Linked DNA regions of Mus musculus: region 2 is linked to region 1. The links are chromatin loops, found by intact Hi-C in ENCODE. Cell type or tissue: left cerebral cortex. All regions are shown on one strand. Each heading gives the region's core, and the rest is flanking DNA. Links, peaks and the distances in the headings are about the cores only.

Region 1 (9,921 bases), core at 622-8,621:
TAACAGGAGGGAAACACCTGCCTGGCTGGGGTCTAAAGACAGCTTCCTTCTGGCATGAGACATGGTACCCCCAAGAGGACAGACACCCTGAGCATGTCCCTGCAGTCTCCAGAGCTTAACTTCCATTTCCCTGTCTGTCCTGGCTAAGGACTTAACAACAAAGATAGGAATTAGGGAACCTGTCCTTTCTAGCTTGGGCGTCAGCACCCAAGGCAGGTTGGGAGAGAGGCAGGGGACAACTCCTGTGGTACTGACCTGGGCTGAAAAGTCTTCTCAGGCGAGCCAGGTCAGCCTGACACTCAGGTCTCCGGTTCCCTGGCTACCTCTGGCAAGATGCTGGCTGCCAGACCAGCTAGACCAGATTTCCAAAGACTAGTGAGTTCCCTGAATTGTATGTAGCTCAGTGCCCAAAGAGGAGAGGAGGCGGTGGTGCAGAAGGGAGCTTTGCTGGGGCTTTGAAAGCCCTTTGGTTGATCTGTTCTCCGCAACATCACCTCCAAACCACCCCAGCTGACCCCAGATTCTATCAGTGACAGAAACACCCCTTCCAAGCCCATTCCCTCTGGATCTGAGCTGCCTTTCTGTTACCACAAACCCTGGGCCTCCCTCCACTGCTGTCAGAGAGGCCACTCAGCAATCTGAGAGCCGGACAGGAGGAGCTGTTCCTGATTTTGATCCCAGCCAGGCCCCTTCCCGTGACACAGCATCCCCCAACATCATTCAGCTCCTGGCAGCCCCTGCCAGCCCACACATACACAGTCAGACAGAAAGCCCCAAAGAGCTGTGACCCATTCGTTACCACAATGATGGCCCCCACTGGGAGAGAATCCGCCCCCAACACGAGACCACGGACACACAAATGTATGTAGCAAATGTTCACAGCAAGTGGAGACACGACACGTGAACACATGCACACATATGTGTTCTTGTGTGCATCTAGGATCCGCTGGAATAGTATGTCTGTGATCCAGAGGGAAGCAAGTCCCACCTGCAGGTCTGCTCTTGCTTTCTGGACCTAACACCCATCTTGATGGCCTCCACTCCATGTGTTCCGTGAGCACACTCAAGCATGCTTCCGGGGGCTTTCAGAGATGAGGAGAGAGCATTAAGTCTTCCAGAGAAAGAGATGGAAGCTATTCTCCTTCGTCCACCTTTGTCCCCAAGCACCTGAAGCCCATACCTCAGCCGGTCTGGAGGACCCGGGTTGGGAAATCAGGACCAGGGGACAGTTTGCCTTAACCACTATAAGCCCACATCACAGGAAGACAGCTGGACCTGGCCTGCCGATGGGGCTGTGGACAGGTGTGTAAGAGCACACACTCTCCTTAGCATTCCCTTAAGGTGGGCGGGTGATTGCCAGGAGTTCAAGGACAGCTTGACCTACACAGCAAACAGGGAGCCTCTGCCTCTGCCTACTGTGTGTGCCTATGTCTCAAAGGCTAAACTCTTAATAGGAGAATCCAAAGTACCCATTTTACAAAGCAAGGCATCCCTTGGCCAGTAAGCTATTTTATCCTGTAAGAAGAAAGCGACCAAGGCATGAGGGCTGGGATCAAGACTAAGGCCAAGGCTTTTGGAGACGTAATGACCCATCCTGGAGTGCTGGCTGGGGCATGCCTCTCCTCCTGCAGGAGAGAGCATCAGCTCTTCTCACACTGTCCTTCTAGGCTGGGGTGGGCTCCAGCTCCCCTAGGCTACCAGCATTTTGAATGCTTCAGCTCCTGCTATAAATGGAAGCCAGAGAGAACAAATAGCCATGCTAGATAAAGGCTCCTCCATTTCTGTGAGGGAGAACAGAGCTGAACAGCGACATCACGGGGGCAACTTGGCAGCATCTCTAAATGCGCACGAAGCCCGTGAGGCCTCCTGCCCTCCCTTCCCCTTCTATGGATTTGCCTCCTATGTGGGCAGAAATGCCTACACTGTAGCTATGTCGGAATGGACAACTACGTCATGCCCATAGGGATGAAGGCTCCAGATTACCCTCAAATGGCACCGGGATAAACAGGAGTGCCGAAAACACAGCGGGGGAAAGATTCCTAGGTTGGCATCAAACGGCAACCCATTCTAGGAAAAGGAAACCAGGGGCATAGCCAAGGTTGGGGTGGGCAGAAAGAGACAGGACGGGAATATGATTACAGGTGTTCCTGAGGTGCTCAGCATCAGTGCTGACGGCAGGGGACATGGGGACATGGGGCTAAGGCCGTCTTAGTCCTAGTGGTGGGGAGTGCTGTCCCACCGGTGCAGTGGTGTAAAACCCCACTGTCTGCTCGCTCCAGCCAGGGGCAGCCACATCCTAGAGAACAAACACTGCCAGGGATGAGACTCAGACCTCAGACACAGAGGAGAGGGAGGGCAGGTGGCAATGTCACCTGGGAGACAGGGATGGAGATGGAGGCTCTCTCTGACCTACAGTGATGCTCTTCCCGAGGCTGGCAGGACCATTGCCGGAGGACAAGGACACACTGGCATTGTCCAGAGTGCCAACTTCCTCGGCTTCCCCTGTCCATGGGTGAGATAAGCAGGAGGGCCAAAAGTTCAAGGCCTGCCTTGACTTGAGGTCGGTATAGCTATATGACAACCAGTCTCAAAAAAAAAAAACCCAAAAAAACAAAAAACAAAATCAGAAAAGGCCCATCAAAGGGGATTGGCCATGAAAGGCATCACACTGACAAACCTACCAGCCTGGGTCTGGCCCTGGGACCTGGGAGGAAAGAACAGCTCCCCACGCTGCCCTTTGACCCCTACAGATTCATGCAAAATGTGTGTGAGAGAGAAAGATAGAGGGAGGGAGGGGCCTTTAATCCAAGCACTCAAGAGACAAGGGCAGGCAGATTGCCAAGTTCAAGGCCGGCCAAGGCTACATAGTGAGCCCCTACTTTATGGGGAAGTGATTTGCCCCATGTCTCCAGTTTGGCCCTGCTTAGCTGGACAGTGGTTTCTCACCATCAGTCTCCAGGACTCTCTCACCGCACATGAGTGGATACAGAATCACGCACACTCCCCTCCTCCCTCCAACCTTCCCCCCCCCACCACCACCACGCACAGCATTCTCCAGGGTCCCCAGTGGAGCCCCTACCTATGAGGCTGAAACCCCACCCTAGGAACCCACCCACGTGTCTGACGCTTTCAACCTGACTGAATGAAATGAGACATGTACTCTAGAAGGAATTATGGGGGTTGGAGGGGTCACAGGACAAAAATCATGGATTCCCCAGAGCCACCTTTGAGCCACCACTGCTGTACCTCAAGCTTCAAAGACCCAGGATACCACAAGGATGCCCAGTGGGCTCCGTGGTTTACGGAATAAGCTATTCCTGCCAGGCGTGATTGGCAGAAAGGAAGTGTCACCACGAGAACGCCTCTGTTCCACAGAGCTTCTGTTCAGAGTGTGAAGGTGGGAGGAGGCCCTGAGAAAAGAAACCACATTTCTAGAACAAATGTCCCAAGGCAGCAATCGGGTCCCTTCTGAATCAATCGAGGAACCAGCTGGTGGCTCTGGATGGAGTCCTAGCAAGGACCCTGGCTGTCCAGCTGCAGCCATAAGGCAAGGTAGGAAACTGGACTACACCTGGTGGCCGCTAGTCCTGTTGCCCTGGGAACAAGTGGTGTGGCCTGGATGGTGCTGTGAACTCAATACCATATACAGGTGGCCTCCCTCCCCCCAAGGTGTCTGGAATATCACAACCCCTTGGCAGTGGCTTTCTCTGTGGCCTCCTGCCCCTGCTCTTCCCTCCACTGATCCCTACCTGCTCCAGTGGCCCAGGGCCCCTGCTCCTTCCGAACATTCTAAGGCTAGCTCTCAACCTCAGGGGATCCACTGGGGCTGGGTGGATCTCTGCGCTGAGGTCATCATCAGCACCAGACACTAAGCTGCACCTCCAGTCTGTAGCCACTAGGTGGCAGCATTCAATTACTCAGAAATATGGAAACTACAGGCCTATAGCAGCCAACCTGTACAGATCCCAGAAATTCTAACCTTCTGCCCCTTGCTCCCTGCTATGCAGGCCACTCTAGGCTGCATAGAAATTTAACTGCAAACTAGAACTATATGCATAGACCTTGTCTCAAACACATACACACACACACCCCATACCAAGTGGAGCCAGGCCTGGTGGCACATGCCAATAACTACACTTGGAAGGTAAAGACAGGATCATGTGATCCTGAGCTACAAGGCAAGCTCAATCCAGATGAAAGAATTCACATTTTATAAAATGAGAAATGGTTACAGAGATGCCTCCTCAGTTAAACCGCACTGGCTGTAACTTTGGAGGCTCAGGACTGAGTCCCAGCACTGCCATGGTGACTTAGAGCCATCTGCAACTCCGGTTCTGCAGAACCTCATGCCTTCTGGCCTCCACAGGCAAGAGACAGGCATGTGGCACACAGACACTCATACAGGCAGCACACCCATATTCATAAGAGAATTGAAACTGTATCAGAACACCCAGCCCAAAACAGTAAGACTTGTAAAACTTGCTTCAGTCACATGGATCTGCACAGGGTGGGACTAGCTTCCAAGAATTACTTGTAAAGACTGGCCCAGGATACTGTGGTAAAACACCTTTGCAAGCCAAGGCTCTGCCCAAGGAAGCCCCTCCTCACCCTGTTCCCCGATTTCCCCTTGCCTCCCTCTACCCACCAACGCCTTTACATTTTCTGCAGAGAGAAAGGAGAAGTTCAAGGACAAAGGGTCATTGCTGCCAGACACACACACTCACATACACACACTTCTTGAAACGCCACTGACCCAAGTTCAGGTTCAGGATGCTCCCGGTGGTGGAGGTGGAAGTCTTGTCGGGTTTTGTCATGATGGGTGTCGGCGCTTGCGGAGAGAAAGGCTTTGGGCTGCCAGACAAGCTCCCGGCTTGCCCCGTCTTGGTGGAGGCTGGAGAAGCTAGAAAAGTATGTCAGGGTTAGAAAGCTGGCTTTACAGATCAGTAAACCAATAAAGCTCCCAGGGTCGGTCGGTCGGTCGGGGCTGAGGACAGGAGAGAAGGGGTGTGGCGTGCTTCACTGCACAAGTGCTGTTCAGGGTCCTGGGTGGGACTGGGAAGATGGGCAGCCATGAACTGCCAACAAAGGGCTGTCACCAAACACAGGCTCTGAGCCAAATGGCTAGGCTGCCACTGAAATTGCATTGGCCCGTTTATGGGTTTAAGCCATAAGCAAAACCCCCCTCATATGCTGTATGCACGGGTCAGGAGCATGTAGGCATGACAGCCATTGGTAAGAGTCTGGGGACAGCTCAGAGCCTTCCCCACCTGTCTCTGACCAGCCCTGGGGAGGGCTACAGGAAAGCAAGCTGGGCATCGGGTGAAGGGGTAGAGATGTTGGCAAATTATCTCATTTCTCAGTGAGGTTCAGACTCCTGCAAGAAGGACAGACCATGTTGCCATGCCTTAGGTGTTTAAACAGGGAGAACAAAGAGGGACCACGAGCTTCCTAAAGACCCACCCAGTCCTGACCGGTTACCCTCACGCACTGCCCAGCATCGTTTCTGAGCCCTGACAAGGCAGCACCCGAAGATAGGAGATGCGAAGGAGATCTGTTCCTGACAGGAATTCCTAAATGGCCCAGGAGGGCAGTAAACAAGACACCATCAGAGACTACAGAAATGTAGGCTTGCTGTGGCGCTGTCCTGTAATCCTGGTAGTGAGGCAGCAGGTCGGGAAGACGAGTTCAAGGTTAACCTCGGCTACATAGCGGGTGGCCAGCCAGCCAGCCCTGCAGAGAGAGCCATTCTGAGGAAGAAGGCTCATGCGTTTGGCTGGGTGGGTATGACTGGTTCTGTGTTGTCTGTGTGTGTACTGAGGGTGCCTGTGAGTCCAGGTGCCCACTGAGTTCGCAAGGATCCCTCGGAACCAAAGAGATGGGAGATCTGGGAAGCAATCCTGCATCCTCAGTAAGTGCCGGGTACACCCGTGATCCCGAGCGACTTTCCTCCAGTCTTGCGATTTGATTCTTAGTATAAGGGGAAGACTCAAAACTAGAGAGACCTAGGCTCAATCAATGGTGGACACTTAACGGTTGGCCGGGACTTTTGGTAAGGTGCCTCTGTCTGCAGCTCCCTTGGGAAGAGGGATAACCTGACAGGGCCGACAAAAACATCTACATACATCGGTGACAGTGACACTGACTCAACAGTTGATGGCGTCAAGAGCACCGAGCAGTCTGTGTCAGTGTGTGTGCTTGCTCTTGTCGCCAACTTCCATTTCCTTACTAGAGTTCCTCCATGGAGACCAGTTGTGTGTGTGCCAGCCTTACCAGCACATACTGAGCAACGCACACAGTCCATTCTACTAGCCATGGCCAGGGATTCGGGCAGAGTCAGCAGTCATCTAATGCCACAGAGCCAGATGTTATGAAATAAGGGATGGGAAAATCCCCGCCATGAAGAATTATCATCTGGGGACTGGAGAGGTGGCTCAGGGGTTGAGAATGGCTGCTGCTCTTACTGAGGACCTGGGTTCAGGCGCCGGCACCCACATGTCAGATCACAACCATTTTTAATTCTAGTTCCAGGGAATCTAACACACTCCTGGTCTCTGCAGGCATGGTTTGCACATGTTACAGAGACATATATGTGAGCGAGAACTAATCCACACAAAATTATTTTTGTTTTTCTGAGGCAGGGTTTCTCTGTGGAGCCCTGGCTACACTGGAACTCACTCTGTAGACCAGGCTGGCTTCAGACTCAGATACGTGTCTGCCTCTGCCTTCTGAGAGCTGGGATTAAAGGCCTGTGCCACCACCACCCAGTTCACATGAAATTTAAACGCGTCCGCCCGTAACTCTAGTTCTGGGCAATCTGACATCCTCTTCTGGCTTCCGTGGGCAACGCATGCACGTGGTGTGCCTATCCACGCATTGGATCTAGATGTTCGTGTGCATAAATGCCTTTAAAAATAAGCTTTACACATAAATAAGAGCGGAGGAGTTTGCGCCTGGCCTCAAATGCTGCTCCTGACGAGAAGCACCTGACTCCTGGAGTAAACATGGATTCAGTCCTGGAGTGGACGCCCCTTCCCTCTGGAAATGGACCCGGAGCAGCAATTAGCTACCTATCTGCTAGGTCAGCACACAACACACAAATAAAGGAAAAAAAACCTGAGAGCTCCATTTGGTAAATATTAAAATCCATTTTACCATAGGGATTAGCAGACTGCTTGACCTAGTAAACAGGCAGCCTTCCCTTCCCCGAGGGCTGTTGCTGTGTGTGTGTGTGTGTGTGTGTGTGTGTGTGTGTGTGTGTGTGTGTGTTACTGTTATTTCCACACTACTTGCTAGAAACAGAAGCGGGACAGAGTGCTTGTCACACCAAGGGATGAGAATGAGCGAGCCGCCGTGTGAGTGTATATGCCTGCTTGTGCAGAAGAGTACGTGTGCATATTTGTACACAGGACATGGGGTGGCCTGAGGTATCCCTCCTTACCGGTTGCTTGTTTCAGTTTTGAGCCAAGGCCTCTCATTCGTCTGGAGCTACCCCCAGAGCAGGCTAGGCTAGCTGGTAGGAAGCCCGAGGGACCCAGTTGCCTCCTGCCCAGCACTGGGGTCGCAAACACACACCCCCATGCCTCACGCCTCCAATTCTTACATGGCTCCCGGGCAGCAAATCAGGTCCCCAGGTTCCTAAGACAAGTACTTTATTGAGACGTCAAGCCCCAAATGAGGCATCTTTCCGTAGAATCACTACTACAAGAACATTTTAAATAATTCATTCACTGCTGTTTGTGATAGTTAAAGACGATTCGGGGAACGGACTTTCCCCGGGGATAAAAACCAAGGCTTCTCTAGCTGCGCAGTCAGTCACATAAACAAGGAGGTTGAAACAGGGCTCCACTTGGGCCTTTAGAGATGTGATGAGGAGGTCAGACATGAAAGGTGACAGGATCCCAAACACAGAAAGCAAAGGTGTCACCACACAAAAAGTCAACCAGCGCACCATGTTTCCTTGAAAGTCAAGTTCAAAATTAAAAAGGTGGGCCAGCTATATGGCTCAGTGAATGAAGGTGCTTGCCACCAAGTCTTAGGACCAGAGATGTCTTCCATTTCTGGGACCCACATGATGGAAGGGAGGACTGGTTCTCATAGGTTTGTTCTCTGACCACCTTACATGTCAATGACAAATTTGCACAATGCATGCATATACAGGCACAGATGAATCAAAGTATAGTGGGGGAAAAAATAGGTCAGATGTGGCACACACCTTTAATCCCAGCACTCTGGTGGCAGACACAGATCTCTGTGAGTTCAAATCTTGCCTAAGGGATTGTAGAGACAGCTCAGCAGTAAACAGCACTTGTCACTCTTACAGAGGACCTGGGCTTGCTTCCCAGCACCCACGTGGTGGCTCACAACCATCAGTAACTCCAGTGCCAGGGCATCCTGATGCCTTGCTCTGGCCTCTGCAGGCAAAAAAGCATGCATGGGTGCAGGCAAAACACTCAGACGCATAAAAGCAAACACAAATAAATCTTTAATTATTTTTAAAGCCGGTCTGGTCTTTATGGTGTGTTCTAGGCCAGTCAGGGCTAGAGTGAGACCTCCCCGTTGCTGTCTCAAAAAACAAACAAACAAACAAAAAAGAGTGAATTGCAAACAGAAGCTGCACACAGCCCAAGCCCAGAGGACTCCACTCCTGAAGAAAAAAAAAAAAAAAAAACCAAGGGCAAGGCCATTGTTTGCTCTGTGTGTGTGTGTGTGTGTGTGTGTGTATGTAATGGTGTTTCATCACAACAGAAGCATACTAGATAGAGGACAGGGACACACACAATAAGCCAATACATAAAGGCTGGACAGTTGGCACATGTCTGTGTGTGTATGTATATTTGGGGCTTCCCTGTAGCAGCAATTGGACCACACTGTGTCAGAGCCAAATAACAAAAAGCCCCATACCATACCACAGTAGTTCAGGCCTTGGGGGACTTTAACAAAACAGACCAGTAGTGCTAATCAAGGGTCACCTGGGGCCACCAAGGTGGCTCAGCTGCTAAAGGCACTTGCCAGCAAGCCTGATGACCCGAGTTTAAAGCCTGAGACGAACATGGTGAAAACTGACAACGGCAAGATGTCCTCTGACCTGCACACAAGTGCTGGAGCGTGTACGTACACACACACACACACACACACACACACACACACACACAAAGTGTGAATGCCACCCAGAGAAGCACGACACCAGTGCACGTGAGCAGAAAGCTCAGAGCAGGTCAAGGCCACAACAGGTTCTCTGCTGTCCCTTGACCCTATCACCTGTCAATCACAGTCCACTCCCTCCGTGACTGTGGGTAAGTGCCTGAGGTTTAATAGCACGCCATGCAATTCCTCAGGAGAGCTGGCCATGGGAGGGAGGGTTCGTTAGTGACTTAGTATTTGTCATGGACAGCCATTTTATGACAACTATTGATTTCACAGTAAAGCGGAGTCTGTGAAAACACTCTCCTGCCTCCCTGACAGCAGCCCCATAGCGGGAAGCCAAGACCAAAGCGCCATTAGCTCAGAGGGGTCTGTAGGCTCAGGCCGGTGCCATACTACACATTAGCATTCTCAATGGGGTCTCTAGGAAAGAGTTAGCAAAGGCCGAAGGCTGATGAAACCCGCCTGCCCAAGTGGTCCATATGTGGGGGCAGGGGTCCAGGGCTGTGGCAGCTACAGGCCAGGCCCCCTGCGGGACAGGCAGCTGCTTAGGGAGTTGAATCTGCTCGTAGGGACAACAGACCCAGGATGAGCTACTACTGAGTAGTCTAAAGAAAAGGACGGTCTTGGGGCCAGGGAAATGGTCCAGCGGGTAAGGCACCAGCCATGAACTTGATGGCCTGCGTTCAGTCCCCTGGAACACACACGGAAGAAGCAGAGTCCTGACCTCTGTAAACTGTCTTCTGACCTTCATATGAATGCACACGTGTGCCCGAACAC
Region 2 (9,921 bases), core at 549-8,548, 57 kb after region 1:
CTACCATGAGCCTCTGTTCACACAGGCAGGCAGGCAGGCAGGCAGACACACACACCTTTTTTTTTTTTTTTTTTTTTTTTTAGTACAATTTGGAAAATGTCAAGGTCAACAAAAACAAAGGTCTGAGAAACTGAGGAGACAGTCAGTGTCACAGAGCGTCACAAGAGCATTCCAGAAGAGAAAGGGGGCCTTTGCCAGGAAAACTGAGGAAGTCCGAATCCAGTGTGGGCTTTATAAATCCAGGACATTTAGATGTGCCAAGTCGGACAGAAGCAGGCAGCCTAGAGAGGGGTGAAGGGGGGTGGGGTGAAGTAGGGCTGCATAAGGATTCTTGAAATCTAAAACTCTTAAAATGAGCTTACTCTAAAACCAGGACTCAAAAGGGGAGAACGGCTCCCTCAGAATGGACAGCCACCGAAAGCCTTTCTAGCAACATCTGTGTTGAATCTGTGTGATCCGGAGCAGGCTGCCAGAACCCAGGACAGCATGTTCCAGAAAGACAGAGACACAAACTCCCAAGGACAAACAGAAGGACACAGGGAACAAAGCTGGGAAGAGATGGTACAGGTGAACGGGTGTCACAGGGAAATGGAGAGGCAGGTCCTGGTGACATTGGAGACGACAAGCAGAAGGATACGAGAAGGTGGGTGGAGGGAAGATAACCTGAGTGAGGACAGGTGCCTGTGTACACGTGCACACACGGATGGAGTCTCGAGGTCAACCTCAGGCCTTACTCAGGTGCTGTCTGTCTGTCCACCCACTGTATTTCCCCAGAGGCCTCACACTGAGACCAGAGACTCAAGGCAGGATTTTTACATAAGTTCTGGACATGACCTCAGGGCCTCAGCAAGCACTTTCCCACTTGAGCCATCCCCTCAGCCCTACAGAACGGTCCTCAGTGCCCTGGGGAAGTCATCCAGAGCTGGCAAGCAGACAGAGGGAAAACAGCATTTCATTACGAACCAGGCACTTCTTGGTGTGTAATGACAGAAAAGGTCTCCACAGTGGGCAAGACAGGCAGGTCCCTGGGGACTTTTCCCAAGTTGGTGGCCTATGACTGTGGTCCTTCTGGAGGTTTTACTCTGCCTCCTGAGGAGAGTCCAGGAATGAGGAAGTCTCGACACAGCCTCCCTGACTGAACACCCATTAGAGACTCTGGTGTTCTCACCTGCAGGGTGGGGTACCACTCACCCCAGAAGGGGATTAGACAGGCCAAACACTAGAAGGCTCCTGTGTTGTCCCACAAGCCTTCAAACATACCAGTACCTTTATCCTAGACAGCCTTAGGTAGGAGGCACCTGAAATAGCAAGTACACACCTTTAACTCCAGCACTCAGGAGGCAGAGGCAGAGGCAGAGGCAGGTGGATTTCTGTGAGTTCAAAACCAACAGGATCTACAGAGTGAGTTCTAAGCCAGCCAGAGCTGTGTCGTGAGACCCTGCCTCCAAAAAGAAAAAGAAAGGGAAGTAAACAGAAGACAGATGGACAGACAGACAAAGATGAAGACCCAACACCACCCGGCCCCCCTCTTTATGGATTCTCTCTCCCTCATCCTCTCTTCTCTGTCCCGTGTCATCAGAACACGTCTCATAGGCCAATCCTGATCACAGCAGCAGGCCTTCAAGGGGCTGCCTCAGTCAGTCCTGACCGACTGTCTGCAAAGGCTCTGGTGGGAAGCCACACCCTGCCCCAGCTCCCTGGGTTCCTCGCCACTTGGAACAATGAAACTCAGATGACCTATACATGCTGGGACAGCTGAGGCAGGGGACAAGCCAATGAGCCTCGCCTCTTCCTCCTCCTCCTCCTCTTCCTCTTTCCTCCTCCTCTTCCTCTTCCTCCTCCTCCCATTCCCTCCTCCCAGCCAGCTCTGTGTGACCACCTGACCCCTAGTTTGACCCAAATAATAGACCGCCTTTTCTTTTCTTTTTTTTAAAGCTCTAGGATGCTCTCTTTTCTTTCAGGCGCCTCTAGGAAGTGCTATTTTATGACTTCCTGGCCAGATGAGAGCCTCCTCCTGGAAGGATCTGTAACAACCCTCCCCGCAGCCCCTCCCACCTCCCAGACACAGCCTGGAGCTGCAGCAGAGGGAACAGACCAGCTCAGCACAGCCGCTAGGCTATTGTGGCAAACCCGTGACAGTCCTCCAAAGGGCTGCTGGTCAGAGCGCCCAAGGCACAAGCAAATACCCCCCTTGGGGTGCCCCACAAACTCTCACTGAGCAGCAAGGCAGGCCCAGGCCACTACAGGCTCCCCCTCTCAGCAAACAGAATAAACAGAGAAGAGACCAAGGTTTGCTCCCAACACAGGCACTGGCCTCCTCATTCCCTTGTAATTGCCAACCAAGGCCACCATTTTCCAATGAAGCTGGTCCACTCCACCCCACCGATTGCCCAGAGGCCTGCTGTTACCATCAGGAAGCCTGCCACAGCTGCAGACCTCAGTGGCGTCTGCAGAAAGCACATTTAGACTCCTGTGAGAATCGCTCTGGGAAAGAGACTGGCGGGCAGGCACCCACAGCCCCAGACACACACCCAAAATTTACCACAGGGCAATGCCGGGCAAGTCGGCACACCTACACAGGCAGGGCAGGGAAGGACGTTAGACTGAACCATGTCTCCAGAAATTAGGTCCATCCATCAAAAGACCCTACAGTGTCTCGGCCGGCTGGCGGCTCAGAGAGCCATGTGTCACCTCTCTCCAACAACAAAAGAAATCCCCCTCTCCTGGAGGTCGCAGTAGATAATCTGAGATTTTTGACTCACCTTTGGAGCGAGTAGAGATATCCATTCCCTCCACCACCTCCTGCTCGGTTTTTATTTCCTCTTCAGCCAAGCTGAAATAGAATAGATTATGTATGTTAGGGTAGGCTGCAAATGGTCTCTGTGGGGGCAGCTGCTGCGAAGCCAGAGAGCAAAACCGCCTTCTCTCAGGGCCATCCTTCCTTATGGAAAGGGGGTGGGGGGTGGGGGAGGGGACACACCTGACTTCAACCAAGTGCAAAGATGCCAAAGGACTTCTTTAAAATACCAGAATACTAAAAATACGTTCTTAAAAAGTCAAATTAATATTTCAGTCGTCGTACCTAATTCATTAAGAGGTTGTAAGGGACGTGGTTTTTAGTTTAGAAACTCAAGTACCACCTACCAGCTTCAATCCTAAAGAGCCCAGCCTTCAAATTAGCAAGTCTCTCATTGCTAACACCAGGGAGCCACTGAAGGTAGGTTAGAGAAACCTTTCGGAGGCACCTAGAATTCTACCAGTGGTTCCCTGCCTCCCCCATCCTGAACCGAACAGCTCCCCAGTGAGTCAGGAACATGGGGTGAAAAAAAAAGAAAGACATACCGGTTAAATTACAAAGTAGAAAAACATGGCCAGATTCTAGCAGCCTTTATCACAGGCATCAGGACCCTAGGGTCTCTGGGCAGTCTCAATCCCACCAGGCATGGCTTCCTTCTGAACTGTGACTAATTACACTTCAGCACAGAGAGTGGAATGAGGAAGGATTATTTAAAGGACGCAGGCTGAGTGGAAAGCTGGGCTAAGAAAGGAGAAAGGCAGGCCCCCCTTAGCTAGGAAGGTCTGTCACCCAGAACCTTCTCTGCCTCCCCGTTGGAACACAGGTTCAACAGAGCAGGCCCTGTCAACCTAACACTTCACAAGCCAAGCAGAAGGAAAAGCAGATAGAGCTGCTGTTATAGGCAAGTGCTAGAATGTCTCAGGCATTCCAAGATGCTGCTTTAGGGAGATGCTAAGCAACCGCTCTAGGTGCCATCCCAGCAGAGCAGGGTTCAGCAAGAAGAAAATAGGCGCATCACCAATGGACATGGCTGGAATTTTCCATTGGGAAGGCAAGAGAGGAAAACAGCTGAGAAGGCTGTGCTGTCTGCGTCCCGTGCTCTGTGTCAGAAAGGCAGCCTCCAGCCTGGAAGCTTGGGGTAAGATGGAGTCCTGTTTGGGAGAGCTCCAGGTGTGTAGGGGAGGACAAAACTCAAGACAGGAACTAGGCAGAAAAAGAAAAGATTATTGCACACGACAGGAGCTGAGAGTCCCCTGACTTTAACTAGTCCCAAGAGAGAAGAGAGAGAAAGGTAGTTTGGGTCTAAATTTGAAAATTAACACACTTAGCATTCTGATACAGAGCCTAGGTAACAATTTCATTTAGTCTGCATCTATCTGTAGAGAGACCAATGTCCCAAATCACCAAGGAGATAATGACACATTGTTCACAGGTGATCCTTCTCAAAAGAAGCCTGATTGCCAGACCTGAGCATGTCACCAACATGGAACAATCCAGGGGACATGGACAAGATGCACCTTCTACTCCAGCTTCAGGAGAACACCTGCAACTCAGAAACACTGCCTGAACCACACTGGTCATCTGCCTGGGTGCTGCTGAAAGGGCGGTTCTTGCAGCCAGAGGTGAGGTAGATGGTTAACTTTAAAAGCACAGCCCATAACCTTGATCTTCCTAGCAACTGGCATTCTGTTGCCCTCTCTAGCATGAGGCATGAAAAATGGATCCCGCCCATATTTTGAACGAGCGATGAGGTACAACACTAATTTGTGCTCCAACTGAAAAGTACCAGTGGGGAAAGAAACAATTATGAATCTCAGAGCTAACATACAACACACACACACACACACACAAAAGACTGGAGACCCACTTGAAGGATTTCTGCTATGATGGAAACAGTCAAAGGTGTATTGATCAAGGAAGAGGACCCGCACTGAAGAGAACAATTACGTGGCTGAATACTTCAGGCAGGAATGCAGCTGAGAAGCAAGGAAAATGCAAAGCAGTTTCGTGGTGGCTGCTGAGTTTAAGATAATCAATTCTGAAACAGAAGTGGGGGGTAAGCTGTTTCATCTCCCCAAGCATCACAAGTGACCGCCACAGCCACCTGACTTAGCAACAGCACCATCAATTTTTGAGCCTAGAATCTTCCAGCACTACTGAGGAAAACCATCTTTTTCCCACAACTGCAAGCCATCCCTTCAAAGGCAACCCCCATCTGTGCGAGTACATGTGTGCACACACACACACACATCACACATGCACGCACAAGTGCACAACTTGTATTTGACTACATTGACGATTGCAGTGTCTGAATTTAAAGGGGGTGGGGGAAGAGAAAGAAAGAATACTTGGTTTACAAAAGCAAAGACCAAAATTCAAAACTAGTCATTTTGAACAGCCACATCTGAGGGCCTACCCTTTGCCCACACCACAATCTCGGCTTTCTTTCTCTTTTGCTTTTTCTTTCTGTTGTTGTTGTTGTTGCTCAGGGTTAAGCCCGGGTGTGTTACTGGAAAGGAAGAACTATAAATAATCATATCAAAAGTGCTGATGAGAAAGAGTCGTATCTTTCCAAATGCCCCCACAGATCTTGGGCAATTTAGTTTAAGAGCTGTTTAGAGATTGTGGGGTGGAAGTAGGGGGCGGGCAGCCAAATAACAATCTTTAGAAAGAAAACTGCAGCTGGAGAAAATACTTTGAACTTTTGCCATTAACACATTAAAAGTCTTAGCATATGCAGCCGCTCCCCTCCCACCCCCACCCCCACCCCCCACCCCCCCACCCCCCACCCCCGCCCGCCCGCACCCCTGTTTGCCACACAGCCTGCCCTCTGCCCCGACTGCTAGAATCCAACAACCCTGATCATTTCCATCCACAAAGACACAAGTCCCATTTCCAAACTGACATTTCTATTTTGTAAAGGTCTGGTAAAGGGTGAATGGACACATAGAGAACAGAGCGAAATAAGCCAAGAAGAAGGAAAAAAAAAAATTATCAACTAGTTGCATACATTGTATAGGCACGAGCATCAGGACTAAGCTCATATTTACCCAACGCACTTGCTGGGGGGATCCACAAACTGCTACATTTCAGGCACCGGAAAGAAGAACCAAAACCTGCCAACACGGTCAAGTCCATCTCGTCCCCTTGCCCAAAAAGAAGACTCCCACATAACTCCTTCCCTGAGCAAGAAATCTGGGCTTCTAAACCTACACGCACTGGGGAGGGAGAAAGAAGCAATTAAAAGTTGCATATGCGCTACTCTGCACTCCTGTCCTTCCAGGAACCCTTAGCCCTTCTGATTCTTCATTCTGAGGACTCAGGGATGGTCCGGGTTTCCCAGGCATCTCACCCCTTCAACACTTGGTTCCAAAAGGGTAAGAGAGAAGGAAAAGCCTCGCTATGTGACAGGGTGTTAGGGGAGATCCTGGATGGAGATACAATAGGCAGATCCTGCTTCTCCCAAGTGTCCTTACGGCTTGACTTTATAACAATCTGTAAGGCAGCAAGAACACAGAACCAGCATGCACAAGACCTCGCTGCCCTAGTCAGAAGAATATCACACAGCAATTCAGGAAATCATGCAACCAGTCCCAAGCGCTTCCCCTAGGTTTTACGTTCATTCAAAAAGACCAAAAGGGTCCAGACTGTAAGAAATAGTTGATACCCAAGCCACAGCATCCTCCCCCCATGTCACCACCGTCAGCATCGAGATGTAAAGGGGGGGGGGGAAGGAACAAAAACAAAACCAAACCAAGCATGCTCCTCTCAATCTGCAAAGAAATTCCTTTAATTGGGGGAGGGGGGACGGTTAGCAAATCTGCAATCACTCACCTAAAACGGGCAGTCATCGGAGCTAAGCTATTTATGCAGGATTCTTAAAATGGCGGCTGGCAACAGTGCCTCATTCCTGTATTGAACTAAAATGGTAGCAGTGTGTTCAATAGCTGAGCTCATGTTTAAGGAGCCCTGCTAGCTCCAAAGCCGCCTTCATAAACATCAGAACTAGGAAACGCTCCACCAAAGGACACCAACAATCCAACGTTTGAAGAATAAAAAAAGAAGGAAGGGGGGAAAAAAAAAACAACAAACTGCAGTCAGTGGCAGGGAGACTTAGTGAAGTCACAGGTTCCTAAGGAAAAGCCTTCCCTTTCAGGCGTCCAGCCTTCCTCGGGAGACTGTGCTGGGGCCCCCTTACCCTGCACTGAGGTGAGTGGAAGGTTAGGAATTACGCGGTCCCCTGGCATAATGTGAAGACAGACAGGTGTCTCTGCAAGGCTGATCTGTCCTAGAGAGCAGGCTGCAGCGGGAGGAAGCTCGTGTGCCCTTCTGAGTCCAGAGCAGCACAGCTCCACATCACTTCTCCAGGTGAATAAGAAATCTCCCAGAACAGCAGGCATCTAAGACGCCAAAGCTACAGGGCTGCACCTCTGTCTGAGGCCAGGGTAAAAATGTAGAAAGTCTGTGAGCCTAAAATCTGCCACCACCAAATAACAGCAGCCACTCCTGAAGCCGGGGATCAGCAAGGACAGACAGCCCTCAAATCTACAGAGGACTGACCCAAGTCCACGGAAGACTCTCACAAAAGAGGTTTCTGTCCACCTCCCCCACACACACACACACAGAGTCGGGGGGCAGGGGTAACAATGCATCTTGTAAAAGCCCCCTTCACAGGCCGAACTATTAATAATAGCCTCATGGTGGCCAATGTTATTGACTGCTAAGGTCTGAGAGTTTCAGAATCCCTCTAGCACTAGGAGCAAGGAGCTTCAAGGTGACACCTTTTCAGCACCTAGGAGAAAGAAGGGCGCCATGCCCAAGGCTGAGCCGGGCGAGGCCTGGCCGCTGGCTGGGAGCCGGCCTGCAGGTAGGTGATCCGGGTAGGAAGGCCGGCCTGGCAGCCTGCGAGCTGCAGCGTTGGCAGGGCCTCCCTGTTTGTCTGGAAGGGAGAGCTGAAGCCGAGGAGGGGGAAGGGCAGCCCGACTGAGCCCAGCAACCTGAGGCCAAGGGTAACTCCTGAGTTGCTTTTGCATTTGAAGAACAACCATGAAGGCTTCTAAACCCACCACTGCCTTTCGCATCTGAGCCATGGAGAGGGGGCCCCTTGAATGTGTCTTTCTTCTCAGGGTCAACCAGAGGCAAAGAGATCCAGGGACTGGCAACCGGGTGCCTCGGTCAGAGGAGCCAGGAGGGGAAAGAAAGCAAACAGAAACAAAAGAGATCACACATTTGAGTAGGTTGGACTTCCCAAACATAGCCTGCCTCCAGGGTTACCACCAGCACCCAGCCTTCTAAAATATGGCACCACACACACACACACACACACACACACACACACACACACACACCTTTTACTTAGGACCGGATGCTGCACAGGCTCTGGAAGAAAGAGGAAGGCCATTCTTTTTATCTCTAATTTATAATCCAAGGGAACTCAGTGCTTTCTTTCTGACTCAAATCTTTGTCGTCGATTATTAAAGTAGCTAGACTTGGCTGCAACATTTCTGCAATGTTCTTGCTCTACAATTAGGGGAAGGGAGAAAAAAAAAAAACCCTGAAGAAAGTTTAGTGAGTGATTATATGTAATTAATTCCTAGTTAAGACGGAGCACTGACCATTTTCTGGAGCTAATAAAAGCAGTTGCTCCCCTCCCCCCACATGAATGCCACTTCATCTCCCAAAGCAGAATGGCGTACCCATCTCAGAAGGTCTTAAACGGGGGAAAGAGGGTGGGGAGAAGGCTGAGAGGTGAGAGGGAGGGAGTCACTGAAGGGAAAGGGGGGGGGGAGAGAAGAGAGGGAGAGGAAGGGGGTAGAGGGAGAGAAGGAGATGGGGGTGGGGGTGGGGAGAGAGTTGAGTAGGGGAGCTGGAGGGAGAGTGGGATGGAGGGGGAGGGGGAGAGGGGGGGAGAGAGAGAGAGAGAGAGAGCGAGCGTGCATCAGTGTCTGTATCTGTCCCTTTGCAGCTGTGCATCCTCTTTGGGGACCAAGAAGGCAGGAGGAAAAAGGAAAACAGCCCATCCGTTTGGTTTTCGCCTCGGCAATCTGCACAAGTGTTGAACCCTCCACCTGGATGAGGGAAAGCGAAGTGGGGGATGGGGGAGTCCTAAGGATGGAATGCAAGAGACTCCTCAGCTTGGCCACCTGCTTTTCCTAAAAGGAACAACAACAACAAATGGTAGAAATTTCCAGAAGTCCTTACTCAGGCCACTGCAAATGCCAATCTTTAACCTTTCCCCTAAATCTGCTGGCTTAAGAGAACAGGAAGAAAGGGGAACCCCGTTGGGCTAATCTGTGGGCCTGCACTAAGATCCCACCCGGTCCAACTGCAATGCAGACTTTTTTTTTTAGTTCCCCCTTTAGTAACTGGAAAAGAATGCTACTTCGAAAGCAATTAACTTTTTACCAACCCCAGGCACTGTGGTGGCCACGAGGAAAAGCAGCCAGCTTGAGTCAGGGCTGGGAAATTGGCTGAGGTTCACACTCACAAACAGATCCTGGCTTCCCAAACCTGTAGGAGCCATTTTAATGCGTGCTCTTAGAGGACAAACGCTTTGCCCTCAAGTTTCCTTTCAGCCCAAGAAGTTACGCAAAGGCTGAGAGAGGCAAACCAGGAGGTTGGTGACTAGCCACTGGATCTGCAGAGGCCTCAAGAAACTCAGTTTGTAATTTCCACTTACAGCAAGGAGATAAGAATAAAGAGAGTAACAGAACTTGTGTGCGGCTAAGGCACTGCTTAAAGAACATTATACCCCACCTGTGTTTGACTCGGCGACACCGGCCTGCCCCACACAGACTGCCCAGTTGATAATTTAGTCCGTCTCTCTTTACTAAGTGAACCTTTTTCAACTGATGTCAAAGCTTCAGCTGCCTGAACACTAGAAGAAAAAAAGTCAAGAGTCTGTGCCGTTGGCCTAGGATAACCACTGCTCAGAGACAGCCCTTCCATGCAGCCTGACTGGGTCTCAAAGCAGGAACTAGATGTGGTGAGTTTCCAGGTGGACCCTGAAGGTGAGGACTTTAAGATTCTAGCTGCAGCCTCAAAAGTAGGGCAAATGCAAAGCCAACATGTACAGGGGTGTGTGGCCCAGACTTTCAGGGAGGTGAAGGCTGTATCTAGTGGTC

Evidence for each region. Peaks named below come from ENCODE experiments on the same cell type or tissue, not always from the same donor. Only the 100,000 strongest peaks of a DNase experiment are listed, where the experiment ranks them.
Region 2: a loop joins it to region 1, with 5 times the contacts of the local background. A loop is called at or near these places in 5 of 42 quality-filtered maps.

What each region holds. Positions count from the first base shown.
Region 1 is chr2:165,815,789-165,825,709 of GRCm38, forward strand. It overlaps Zmynd8 (zinc finger, MYND-type containing 8), which reads right to left. Exons shown (of 23, transcript NM_001363020.1): 12 at 4,754-4,900. Among named protein-coding and RNA genes, the nearest start is that of Gm11465, 61 kb to the right of the region's middle. In left cerebral cortex, for the core only: a CTCF peak has its summit at 3,886 (motif pointing right); DNase peaks (open chromatin) are centred at 1,873, 2,740, 3,379, 3,862 and 2 more places; H3K27ac peaks cover 7,074 bases.
Region 2 is chr2:165,872,943-165,882,863 of GRCm38, forward strand. It overlaps Zmynd8 (zinc finger, MYND-type containing 8), which reads right to left. Exons shown (of 23, transcript NM_001363020.1): 2 at 2,763-2,833. Gm11465 (a long non-coding RNA gene) reads left to right here and starts at 8,466. Exons shown (of 2, transcript XR_003953963.1): 1 at 8,466-8,545; 2 at 8,763-9,509. In left cerebral cortex, for the core only: a CTCF peak has its summit at 2,024; DNase peaks (open chromatin) are centred at 1,723, 2,057, 2,852, 3,279 and 10 more places; H3K4me3 peaks cover 7,401 bases; H3K27ac peaks cover 7,896 bases.